2 separate regions of the Mus musculus genome follow, and region 2 is linked to region 1. Evidence: chromatin contacts called from ENCODE Hi-C or POLR2A ChIA-PET data. All regions are on one chromosome and are shown on one strand. Each heading gives the region's core, a stretch centred on a gene start or an enhancer-like site at or near the end of the contact. The rest is flanking DNA. Distances are from core to core; before and after follow the strand shown.

Region 1 (5,507 bases), core at 1,309-3,808:
AAGCAAGGCAGCTGCAAGGAAGACAGTTGATTAAGGGTGGGGCTGGTTAGAAAGACACAGGGAATGGAAAGGGTAGTTTTGGCAGGTCACAGCTAGCTAGCTCATTTAGTTTGGTCTGAAAGGGTTGCTGGGTGTGTGGTGCGTACCCACACTCAATCCCAAAGCATGGCTGTGTGACACAGGAGGACCAAGAGTTCAAGGCCATCCTGAGATACATGAGACCCTGTCTCAAAAGCATCAGAAAGGAGGCTCATGTGTCTGCAGAGACAGAAAGGATGGAGTTAGGAGGACAGGGTGATGCTGGAGCACATGGGGCCCCAAGGATTTCAGTCCTATTCTAAACGGATAAGGGAACATAAGGGAACATTTCTGGAGGCTTCAGGCTGGGCAATGGCTGGTTCTGAGCTCCTTCTTTAAAAAAAAATTCTTAGGGACTCTGGAGGAGTTCAGTGGATAGATAGGGAGGCCTTATCTTGTCAGTGTAAGGACTGGAGTGTGGGTCTCAAGAACCCACATAAATACTGAGTGAGTGTGATGGCCCTCCTGTAATTCCAGTATTCCTCAAAAAACAGACAGGGGCTTCCCAGGGCAAGCTGGCTAGCTAGACCAGCCATGTCCACATTCAGCCTCCATGAATATGGTGAAGAACTGTTGTTTGTATTGATACTAGATTTTTTTTTCCATACACTATATTCAGTTTTGTTTTGTTTTGGAGACAGGGTTTCTCTGTATAGCCCTGGCTGTCCTGGAATTCACTCTGTAGACCAGGCTGGCCTGGAACTCAGAAATCTGCCTGCCTCTGCCTCCCGAGTACTGGGATTAAAGGCGTGTGCCACCACCACCCGGCCATTCTCTCTCTCTCTCTCTCTCTCTCTCTCTCTCTCTCTCTTACTCTCTCTCTCTCTCTCTCTCATTAGAAAAAAAACAGGCATCCGTAAAAAATGAGGTAAAACACAATACAATAATGAACAAACCAGAATAGAGGAAATCAAAGAAAAGCTAAGGAATACACACACACACAGACACACAACCACACACACATACACGCAATCACACACACATGCATACATGCACACACAGAAGTCCCATAGAGTCACAAATCTGGGGAACTATTGAGAAAGATTCCCAGTCTTTCTCAGACCTCCATACATGTTAGTCCTCCCAAGACATACAACCACTGCACACATACCATACATACATACATACATACATACATACATACATACATACATATATACATACAAAAGCAAACTCAGGACCATCAAGGAAGTGGCCTGAAGAAGAACAAGACAGATGTGCTATCACTGTGCAAGAGATAGTGGGTGCCAGAAATGGATGGTGTCTAGGTGCACATCTGAGATCCATCACAGCTCGTGGCCAGGATTGGGGAGCCAGAGTCCCTATATTTCTTGCTGGAGTAGCTGCATGGACGGCTGTGGTGTTTGAGGATAAGATCCGGTTTGACTGGGTTAAGTCTAAGATGCCGGTGAGACACCCTAGAGTAGGAAGCTCAGGGGTCTGGAGCTCAGAGGCAAGCCAGGACAGATGAAACTGTAGAGTGATCAGTATCAGCTGTCACTGGTCCAGCCTGGGCTTCGACTGCATCCTGGGCTTGCCAACCCAGGTAACATCTTTCTTCTTCCTAGAGGTAAGGGAAGGTGCTAGCTTAAGGGTTGAATGGCAAGATCAGAGCCGGCTACACCATCCTTTCTGTTCTGGACTGCTGCATTCTACCGTGGTGGGGGAACACTGACAGCTCCAGGCACAGGGGACCAAATCCCTGCTCTCTTGTCTGTACAGAACATCCTCAAGTTGCCTGTCACCCCGGGCTCGGATACCAGGCTGAATCCATCCTCCCACAGTGGTCCAGGCCCAGGTCTGGGCAGGCAGCAGCCTGAGGGTTGTGCATGATACTTGTGTGGGAGCGCGTGCCTGTGCGCTGGGAGTTCCGAAAGCTGAAGAGGGAAGAAGGAAGCATCACTGGCCCTGGGAAAGGCTCCATTTCCCTTTTGTTGGGAGAGTGTCCTTGTATCTGGTGTTCTTTTGCTTTCTTGAGAGTGTGGAAGGATTGAATAGAGGAAGTGTGGCAGTTCCTAGAATAGGGTGGGACCGTGGCAATTGCCTCTGGCTTCCCTCGATAGATTCTGCAGCCGTCCCTTGCAGCCAAGCTATCAGTTACATTTCCCAGCTTGCACTAGTTGCCCAGTCAGGGCTCTGGGGAAGATTCTAGAACAAAGGTCGTTTGGGTGGCAAGGGGAACTTAAGAGGATACAAATTGTGTTTCCTCCTTGTTGAAGAAGGACAGTGAGGAACTCAGGTCTGGACCACTGGTGCTGGCCCCTTGTTCTCCCCCAAGCAGGGACAAGGGCATTGATTGCTAGGTGAAGAAAGAAGGGCTTTGTGGGTTCAAGGTCAATGATGACTAAATATGAGCTAGTGCCTGCCAGCCTGGTCCCCTGTTCTCAAGGTCTCTCATCCTACACAATTGGAGGAGGCTATGGGGACCGGGTCCAGATCTAACCCTGGCTGGCAGCTCACCAAGTGGTCACTGCGGATGGAGGAGGACGGGAAGGAACTCATTAAATCCCGATTTGCTGTCTGTTTGCTCCGAGGCTAATTGCTGGGAAAACCCCATGACGTTGGAGCCGTCTCTTTCTCTGTTAGCACAGAGAAAAACAGAAACCAAAATAGAGACCCATCAGGAAACGCCTCTGACAAGCAGAGACAAACAGCTCCTGGCCTGGGCTAGTCTTTAGCAGGCAGCTGCTGCCAAGGAGACATGAGAGGGGGAAGGGCAGTGAGCAGCTGCACCCTGCTCCTCCCCTACCCCCGCCCCCACCCCCTCTTACTGAGCTGGGCAAAACCAGGGGCAAGCATAGACCATGCAGCTCAGTCTAGAAGTGGAAAGCATCCCTTCCTGACTTGAGGTAGGCACAGCCTGAAGCCGCTGAGGTCCAGAGAATATCAAACTGTTGCCAAGGAGACCAGAGAGGTACCTGGAACAGTGGAGTTCACAAGATGTCCAGGCTAACCCCACCCATGTTTGGCTGCCCAGCCCACCCAGCCCTCACCTCACCCTCATCCCAATTCATGTCCCTTCTATCCTAGCTCCTTGTTAGGCTAGGGCAGAGGAAGGTCTAGACTTGCTTCTTATGGACGACATCTTATAGCAGTTATCACGCAGTTATTTTTAGCTGTGTGTGTGTGTGTGTGTGTGTGTGTGTGTGTTGTGTGTTAGGATACACCTGTCTCTGAGTACATGCAGAAGTCATGGACTCTAATTTATGTCAGGTGTCTAATTTATGCTCAGTCTCCCACTACCTTATTCTTTTGAGACAGTCTCCTGCTGATCCTGGATCTAGGCTGGCAGCCAGCCAACCCTAGCAGTCAGCCCTCTTACCTCTGCCCCTAACAATTGCTGGGGTTATAGGTGCCTACAGCTATGCCCCAGATTGTCTGGGATTTGGGTTCAGGATTCCAGCTCAGGTTCTTACGTTTGTGCAGCAAGTGCTCTTACCCACTGAGCCATCTCCCAGCCCTGTGGTATTTGTTTGTTTATTTGTTTGCTTGCACTGGGGCTTGAACCCAGAGCCTTGCACATGCTGAGCTGGTACTGTATCACTGAACCACATCTTCAGCTCATTAACATTCTTGGCACATCTGTCTTCCCTGAAGCCTAGAGCACCTGAAAGCTAGAACCGGATCTACATTTTCTTCTTTAGTGGTTGAGGTCACATAGGAGATGTGTACAGTCGTTAAATGGATCTCTTGGTGTGTAGAAGGCGTCTTGGAGACGCCTGGAGTTTCAGTCTCTGCTTGCATGGGATCCTGTTGTTTCTCAATAGTTCTCTTAGGCAGATGTCTTTACACTGGGGAACTGGGATCTCAGCTACTTTACTGACCTCCAACTCCTGCCTTGGGAAGTGACTTTAATTCCTTCTGCAACGCCTTCATCATTCTGGGTGCCCCAAGTTCTGCTGTGATGATGTGGACCACTCCTGGCCTTTCTCTGTCATACAGGATTTATACAGCCACCCACATCCAGTGTCTAATGAGAAACCTAGACTTTAGTCCCACAGCCTACCTACCAGTCCTGTGGCGTGCTCCTTATTACATAGACAGGAAATCTCAGGAAGGGGCTAACTGTGCCTCGACCTTCTGAAGTTCAAGGTCGGCAATGCTTCAGGGCCTGGGCTGATGCTTTTCCTTCATTACCTTGCAGACAATGCTAGGGATAGCCAAGACTGACTGGAAGACTATGCAAAGCCTGACTGGTGGGGTGGGGTGGAGCCTAAGCTGGGCCTTTGCTCTATAAGACCTTGGGAATCCACCAGGGCAGACAACTGTGGGAACAAAGAAAGCAAGCATGCTTTGGGTAAATGTCACCAAACTGCTCTGGGGTCACAAGAGCCCATGGAACAGCTCAGGGCACAGAAGATGCAAATATTGGGGGTATATATGCATATGGCTGTTGGGGTGATGCTGCAAGAGAAGGAACCGCGTCAGAAATGGAAGGGCTCAGAGGCCAGAGAAAGGAAGAGGTCACTGTAGGAGTGGCCTCACAGCAAAGTGAGAAAGTATCTTTGGTGTAGTTAGAATCCATGTGGGGCCCCAGGCATCTGCAATAAGGACAGCATGTGGCAGGACATCTCAGGCTCTCTGAGGGAGATAGGCAGAGGAGGGGGCTAGCCCAAACCCATCCAGCTGTGCAAGGAGACTTCCTGGTCTTCCCTGCAAGTATCAGAAACCTAGGATGTGTTCCGGTTTTGTCCTGCTTCCTCGGTGTCTCTAGATATACGTATGTCTGTATATACATGAGTGCATTCTCTGTGTGAGTCTGGATACTGTGTACAAGTATGTATAGTGTGTGCATACTCTGTGAGTGTACACAACACCTGTATATACACATCCTTGAACATATTTCAATATGAAATAAACAGGTAGCCTTGTCTTCTATTCTGAAGGTCTAAGCCAGAGAATTATGACACTGGCTATAGGTTCAAGACCATGCAGAGTACACCCGTGTACCTAGGCGTAATGGTGCAGGTCTATAATCCCAGGACTTGGGAGATGAAGGCTGGAGGATCAGGAGTTCAAGACCAGCCTAGGCTATCCAGCAAATTCAAGGCCAGTCTGGGCTACATGAAACTGTTTTAAGCAACAATAACAATACAAACAAAAAAACCCCAACACAGAACAAACTCATGCCAGGCCAGGCCCCAGCGTGCTTCACTTAGATTCTGTAGTGAGCCTAGATGTTGACACCAGAGGCAGGCAGCTCAGCAAGCTCTATCTGTAAGTGGCTGTTGTCCTGTCTGTATGGCTGCTGCTCATGCCAGACTCCAACCCAGACCTCAGGATCCAATTCTAATTCTTGGGATCCACCCCCCCCCCCAACTCCCAGTGGCTGTGAGGCTGTACATAGCAGAGCCCTGATAGGCAGGTCCTGGTAGGGCAGCTGACACAGGGTCTCCGTGGCAGGGAAAGGGGGGTGGGTGACTGGGCTA
Region 2 (5,507 bases), core at 1,178-3,677, 48 kb before region 1:
ACATTTAGCTGTTGAGGGGGCTTCACGCTCAGGAGAGCTCCTCCTCATGATTTCGGGTGCTCTACACAGTCAGAGAAACTTCTCTAGTAACGAACTATAGAAATGATCCCTGAAAGTATAGTCTTGGAGCTTTACATTCTTCTTTAAAAGGTTCACCTTAGGCTGTGCGGTGGTGGCGCACGCCTTTGATCCCAGCACTTGGGAGGCAGAGGCAGGCAGATTTCTGAGTTTGAGGCCAGCCTGGTCTACAGAGTGAGTTCTAGGATAGCCAGGGCTACACAGAGAAACCCTGTCTTGAAAAAAAAAAAGTTCACTTTAGCTAGGAGTAGCCGTGATGACGTCACAGTTGGCCATAAGAGACACGGTCGGTCTTTAAAACCGGAGGGGCCTTAGGGTATGTTTGGACTACCTCAGATAATAAGGCGCCCTGTCCAATAGTCCAAAAGTCTCCAAATAAAGGTGCTAGCAGGAATTAGGGGGCTCTCAGACACCCCAGGAATTAGATAAAAGTAAGCCAGAAAAGTTATTTTGGCCTGTAAGCCCTTAATCTTATCTTTAGCAGGTCTTTTATGGAGTTAACAAGGCCAGGTGGTTTTACTGTAACTGAAGCTTCGCTGTAAAATGTGCGCTGCAGAGGAAGTTACTCTGAGAGCAGTCAGGCAAACCAGGGGCTTCAGGCTCTGAGTTCGGATCCTCAGAACTTAGATAAAAGCTGGTGTGGGGTCTTTTTAAGGTCAGATCTGTTGCTCTGTATTGTAATGCTAAATTCTGTACCCAGAGGTCTAGACCCACAAGTGAATTCTCTCAAGGTTACAAGCTTTTGTTGTGCAAACCTTATTCCTTGATTTAAAACTACTGGTTAAATAAAATTGATTGCAGCCAATTACTGGAGGGATTAGAGGTAGGTGGGTTTTTTGAGTGACCTGGTTGTGGGGTGGAGGAGCAAGGGGAAGAGGAGAAACCTTGAGGTGGGAGAGGAGAAGGCACCTTGAGAGGAGAGGTACGGTGAGCGGTGAGCACGTGGCCGGGAGAAACAGCAGGTATTTGGGGAGCGCCGCTAGGGAGGTAGCCAGACCAGCAGATAGAAAAGTAGACCCTTCAGTAACTGTCAAGGCCAAATAAAAGAACCATAGCCTGAGTCTCATTTGTAAGCTAGTCAGGGATAAACATAAATTGGTTGTACCGCAGTGTCACCTGTTTGTAACCCCGGGAGCTTGTGAAGCAGAGACAGGCAAATCCCAGGGGGTTCACTAGCCAGACAAGGTAGCCAAAATGGCAAGCTTAGGGTTCAGTGAGAGATCCTGTCTCAGAACATAAGGGTGGAGAAAGTCATCCCGAAGTCAAGCTCTGGTCTCCACAAGTGCCTGTGCCGATGAGTCTTCCTGTGTGCAAACACTACATGCAGTGCACAGACACACACACTAGGCAGTATACTCTCCTGAGGAACCCTATTCTGGAGAAGTGTGTGGAAAACGAAGCCATGCCACAGCTGAACTATGTTTCAGAAGCATTCTGACGAAGGAAGGAGCTGGCGATGTTGCTCAGTTAATCCTATCATGAAAGATGCTCCACGCATGCGCGAAACCCCTAGCATGCACAGCGTCCTGCGTTCCATCCAAAACATCCTGCAAACTGGCGTGGCGGTTCACCCGTGCAATCTCAGCTCTTGTGGAGTCAGGAGGAACAGACCTTTAAAATCATCGTCCTCTCCATAGTGAGTTTGAGGCCAGCCTGGTTTACGAAAGGCACTGTCTTTAGATACCTAGGGGAACAAAAGAATTGTGTTTGTTTAAGTTTAGCCTGGGACAAGTCTCTGGTAGAGTGTCACTGAGGTCTCTTTATGCTTCTGTTGAGTAGTTTATTAATGAGGGTTCTGATGGTTCAGAGATTAGATTTGAGGATGACTTAAAGCCAGAAGGGAGAAAACAGAGATAGAATCAATTGTCAAAGAAATTCATTAGGAGCCAGGCACCACCACACTGGAAGTGCAGGCGGGAGGACCAGAAGATGCTCTGTAGTAGTCAGGACTAAGGAGAACCTGTGGAGATAAATACAGCAGCAACTGACTAAACAGGCAAAGAGCTGCCAAGGCAATGTCCTTAAGCAGATGCCATTGTCTTATCTAGTACAGAGGTGAAGGTGGAGAGAAAGAGACAGAGAGAACACGTGAGTGAGAGAAGGAACCTCCCTACTTTGGGCCTCCCCTCCCCCACACCCCACACCCCCCACCCCCCACCCCGCCCAGCAGGATCTCAGTCTGTAAGCTATGACTCAGCATGGAAAGATCTACCGATGAACCGACCTCCCACAAAGCTCTGGAGGACAGGGCAGTCTCTTTCCCGGGGCCCAGCCCAGAGCCACTCCATGTCCCATGGCTTCCTCCCTACACCTCTGGCTCCAGGCCTGTCCTGGAGAAACACCCTGGCCCCTCGAAGTCTCCAGCCTCACCCAGTGCTGTCTGACTTGAGAGAGAAATGCTATTGGGAAACAGATGACTTCAGCCCTGGGAAGGTCTGGTATTTCTGTGTAAAGGTATTCCGGAGTCAGGCTTCACCCCCAAGAGGTCCTGAGGACGGCTGATGTCAACCCAGGAAGTTCAGTTATTGTTGACTTTCAAATTAGTTGGCTTTTATAAGACAGGAGCTAGGAGCCATCTGTAATCACCCGCTGGCCCTTAATTGCCCATCTATAATGTGAATTGTGGTGCTCTCTGTGGGAGGCTGAGTTGTCCTAAAAATGTGAAGCCCCTATCCCCATCCTATGGGATGCTACCCTATGTGTATCGTGTGTCAGGGTTAGTCCCTTGGGCTACCATATGGAATACCATAGAGTTATTGAAAAGAGAAATGCTGGTGTGAGGGCCCAGAGATTGGTTAAGAATATTTGTTGCGGGGCTGGAGAGATGGCTCAGCTCTTTTTTTTTTTTTTTTTTTTTTCTCGAGACAGGGTTTCTCTGTGTAGCCCTGGCTGTCCTGGAACTCACTCTGTAGACCAGGCTGGCCTTGAACTCAGAAATCTGCCAGCCTCTGCCTCCCAAGTGCTGGGACTAAAGGCTTGCGCCACCATGCCCAGCTGATGGCTCAGCTCTTAAGAGCACCAACTGCTCTTCCTGAGGTCCTGAGTTCAATTCTTAGCAACTACATGGTGGCTCATGGCCATCTGTATTGGGATCTGATGCCCTTTTCTGAAGATAGTGACAGTGTACTCATATACATAAAATAAATAAATAAATCTTAAAAAAAATATTTTCTGCTTTTGCTGGGGACCCAGCCCCCACAGGGTAGCTCACAACTCCCTGGAGTTCTAATCTGGGGAATCCAATGCCTTCTTCTGGCTTCTTTCAGGCACAAGGCACATATGTGATATGCATTCTACACAAATGCAAAACACATATATGTAGTATAAAAATATATAAATCTTTTAAAAAGAAAAGAAGAAATGTTGAATGTGCTGGTGCACTTTTGGAGGTAGGGGTAGAAAAATCAGGAGTTCAAAGATATTTTAGTTACATGACAAGTTCAAGGCCAACTTGAGATAGATGAAACACCCTCCCCCCCCCCCCCCCCCCCCCCGTCTTAAAAACAAACAAACCAACACTCGGGGGCAGATGAATTGGTGCAAAACATTAAAATAAATAAATAAATAAATAAATATTAAAAAATAAAACAAAAAACCCCACTTCTACCTCTTCCCTTATTTTTAAAATTAATTTACTTTTATTTTATGTTTATTGGTGTTTAGCCTGGATGTGTGTCTGTGTGAGGGTATTGGAGAATTACAGACCAGGTGGTGGTGGTGCATGCCTTTAGTCCCAGCACTTGGGAGGCAGAGGCAGGAGGATTTCTGAGTTCAAGGCCAATCTGGTCTACAGAGTGAGTTCTAGGACAGCCAGGGCTACACAGAGAAACACTGTCTCAACAAAACAAAACAAAAAAAGAACTTGAGTTACATACAGTTGTGAGCTGCCATGTGGGTGCTGGAAATTGAGCCCAAGTCCTCTGGAAAAAGCAGCCAGTGCTTTTAAACACTGAGCCATCTCTCTTTTTCCTTTGGCCCCCTCCTCTTCTCCCCACACCCCATCATTGCCTGGCTGCCTTCACTTGTTTAAACCCTAATTTACAGTGGTTGTTTTTTTTTTTATTGTTGAGGCAGTGCCTCCCTCTGTAGCTCAGGCTAAGTTAGACGGAACTTATGCAGCCAAGGATGGCCTTGAGCACATGAAGGCCCTCCTGAGTCCCAGTGCTGGGTTTTAAGGTGTGCACCACCACTGCCTGGCTTTTTTTTTTTTTTTAAGACTTACTTAGCTTTAAAAAAAAAAATGTGTCTGAGTGTTTGCCTGGGTATATGTATACACAGCGTGTGCTCATGGAAGTCAGAAGAGAGCACGGGATCCCCTGGAACTGAAGTGACAGACAGTTGTGAGCCTCCATGTGGGTGCTGGGAACTAAACCTGGATCCTCTGCAGGAACAAGCACACTAACTGCAGAAGCATCTCTCCAGCCCCCGTCTTTTTAAGTAAGGCGTCCCCAAGACTTATTAAGAGAAGGTGAGATAAATGCTCAAAAGTGAGAAGAGTCCCAGGCAGCCATACCCCAGGCTCCTATATTTATTCTTGTGAAAATAAGAAGAAAAATCGTGTGTGTTAAAACATATGTGTGCACGTGTGCGCGCACAGCACACACACACACACATTGTAAAAGAGCCATCCGAAGAGGAGGCCAGAAGCCATTTGGAAGCAGGATACCCACCCTCTGAAGATGAACTTTGTTCCCCTGAACCCTCTGATTGCAGGGATAATTACAGTGCAATAGATTGCAATAGATAATTACAGTGTGTCTGAGCCTTCCAAGTGTGTCTGAGCCTTCTGGGTCCAGCCGCAGAGGTAAGCAGATGCCTGCCTCTAGGCATCTTTAACCAGGTCAGATAACCTCTCTTCTTCCTCTACGTCACAGGACACCTGTTCTTCCTCAGTCTCTACAATTTCTACAGAGGAAATCTCACCGTTTTTTTTTTTTAAACTTGTATCAATTTTTTAAAACTTGTATCAATTTGTATCACCCAGTACCTCTGCCCCCTTCCCCTGCCTTCTTTGGGACATTGCATGAGAGCCGTAAGGACTCATGTCTACCTGATTTCAACTCTTGAAATCCTTCACGGTTTCCAGTGTCCAGCTGACTGACAGTGCCCTCTGAGGGTTAAGTGGCTTACGAATGCTAGTTCTCATGGGAGCTTCCTGACACATGCAAGCAGTGGGTAGATGGTCATCTTAACTCCATTCTAGGTAAGGAGTGAGGTCATCCTTAAACCGCAGAGGAGAGACTAGAACTCTCTGTCCTGCACACTCTTGCAGGCATAAACCCTGGCCGGGTTGTGTCCGATGCCTGTGGATAGGGGATTAGTCCTCCACAGCCACTTCCCAAGGTTCAGTAGAGCTTTGGACACAGGCTGGGGGCTCATGGCTCTGAATCATGTTTATTGTCACCATAGCCTAGAAGTGGATGGAGGTC

What was found. A loop is a pair of places that touch in the nucleus more often than their neighbours do. ChIA-PET counts read pairs that join two places held with the same protein, here RNA polymerase II (POLR2A).
Region 2: POLR2A ChIA-PET joins it to region 1 with 72 read pairs in embryonic stem cell. The contact joins two enhancer-like sites. A Hi-C loop is called at or near these places in 9 of 37 maps with a recorded cell type or tissue (adrenal gland, heart, left cerebral cortex and 1 more). POLR2A ChIA-PET finds 5 or more read pairs at or near these places in 5 of 5 experiments (Patski and embryonic stem cell).

Annotation. Positions count from the first base shown.
Region 1 is chr11:106,672,036-106,677,542 of GRCm38, reverse strand. The region is part of intron 13 of Pecam1 (platelet/endothelial cell adhesion molecule 1); the gene reads left to right. Among named protein-coding and RNA genes, the nearest start is that of Pecam1, 40 kb to the left of the region's middle. Within about 2 kb of position 2,558, at least 3 of the 3 ENCODE cell types and tissues checked have a DNase peak (open chromatin) inside an H3K27ac peak, as active enhancers do; they include heart, where a contact is called at or near this core.
Region 2 is chr11:106,719,876-106,725,382 of GRCm38, reverse strand. It overlaps the pseudogene Gm51950. Among named protein-coding and RNA genes, the nearest start is that of Pecam1, 7.3 kb to the right of the region's middle. Within about 2 kb of position 2,427, at least 1 of the 3 ENCODE cell types and tissues checked has a DNase peak (open chromatin) inside an H3K27ac peak, as active enhancers do; it is heart, where a contact is called at or near this core.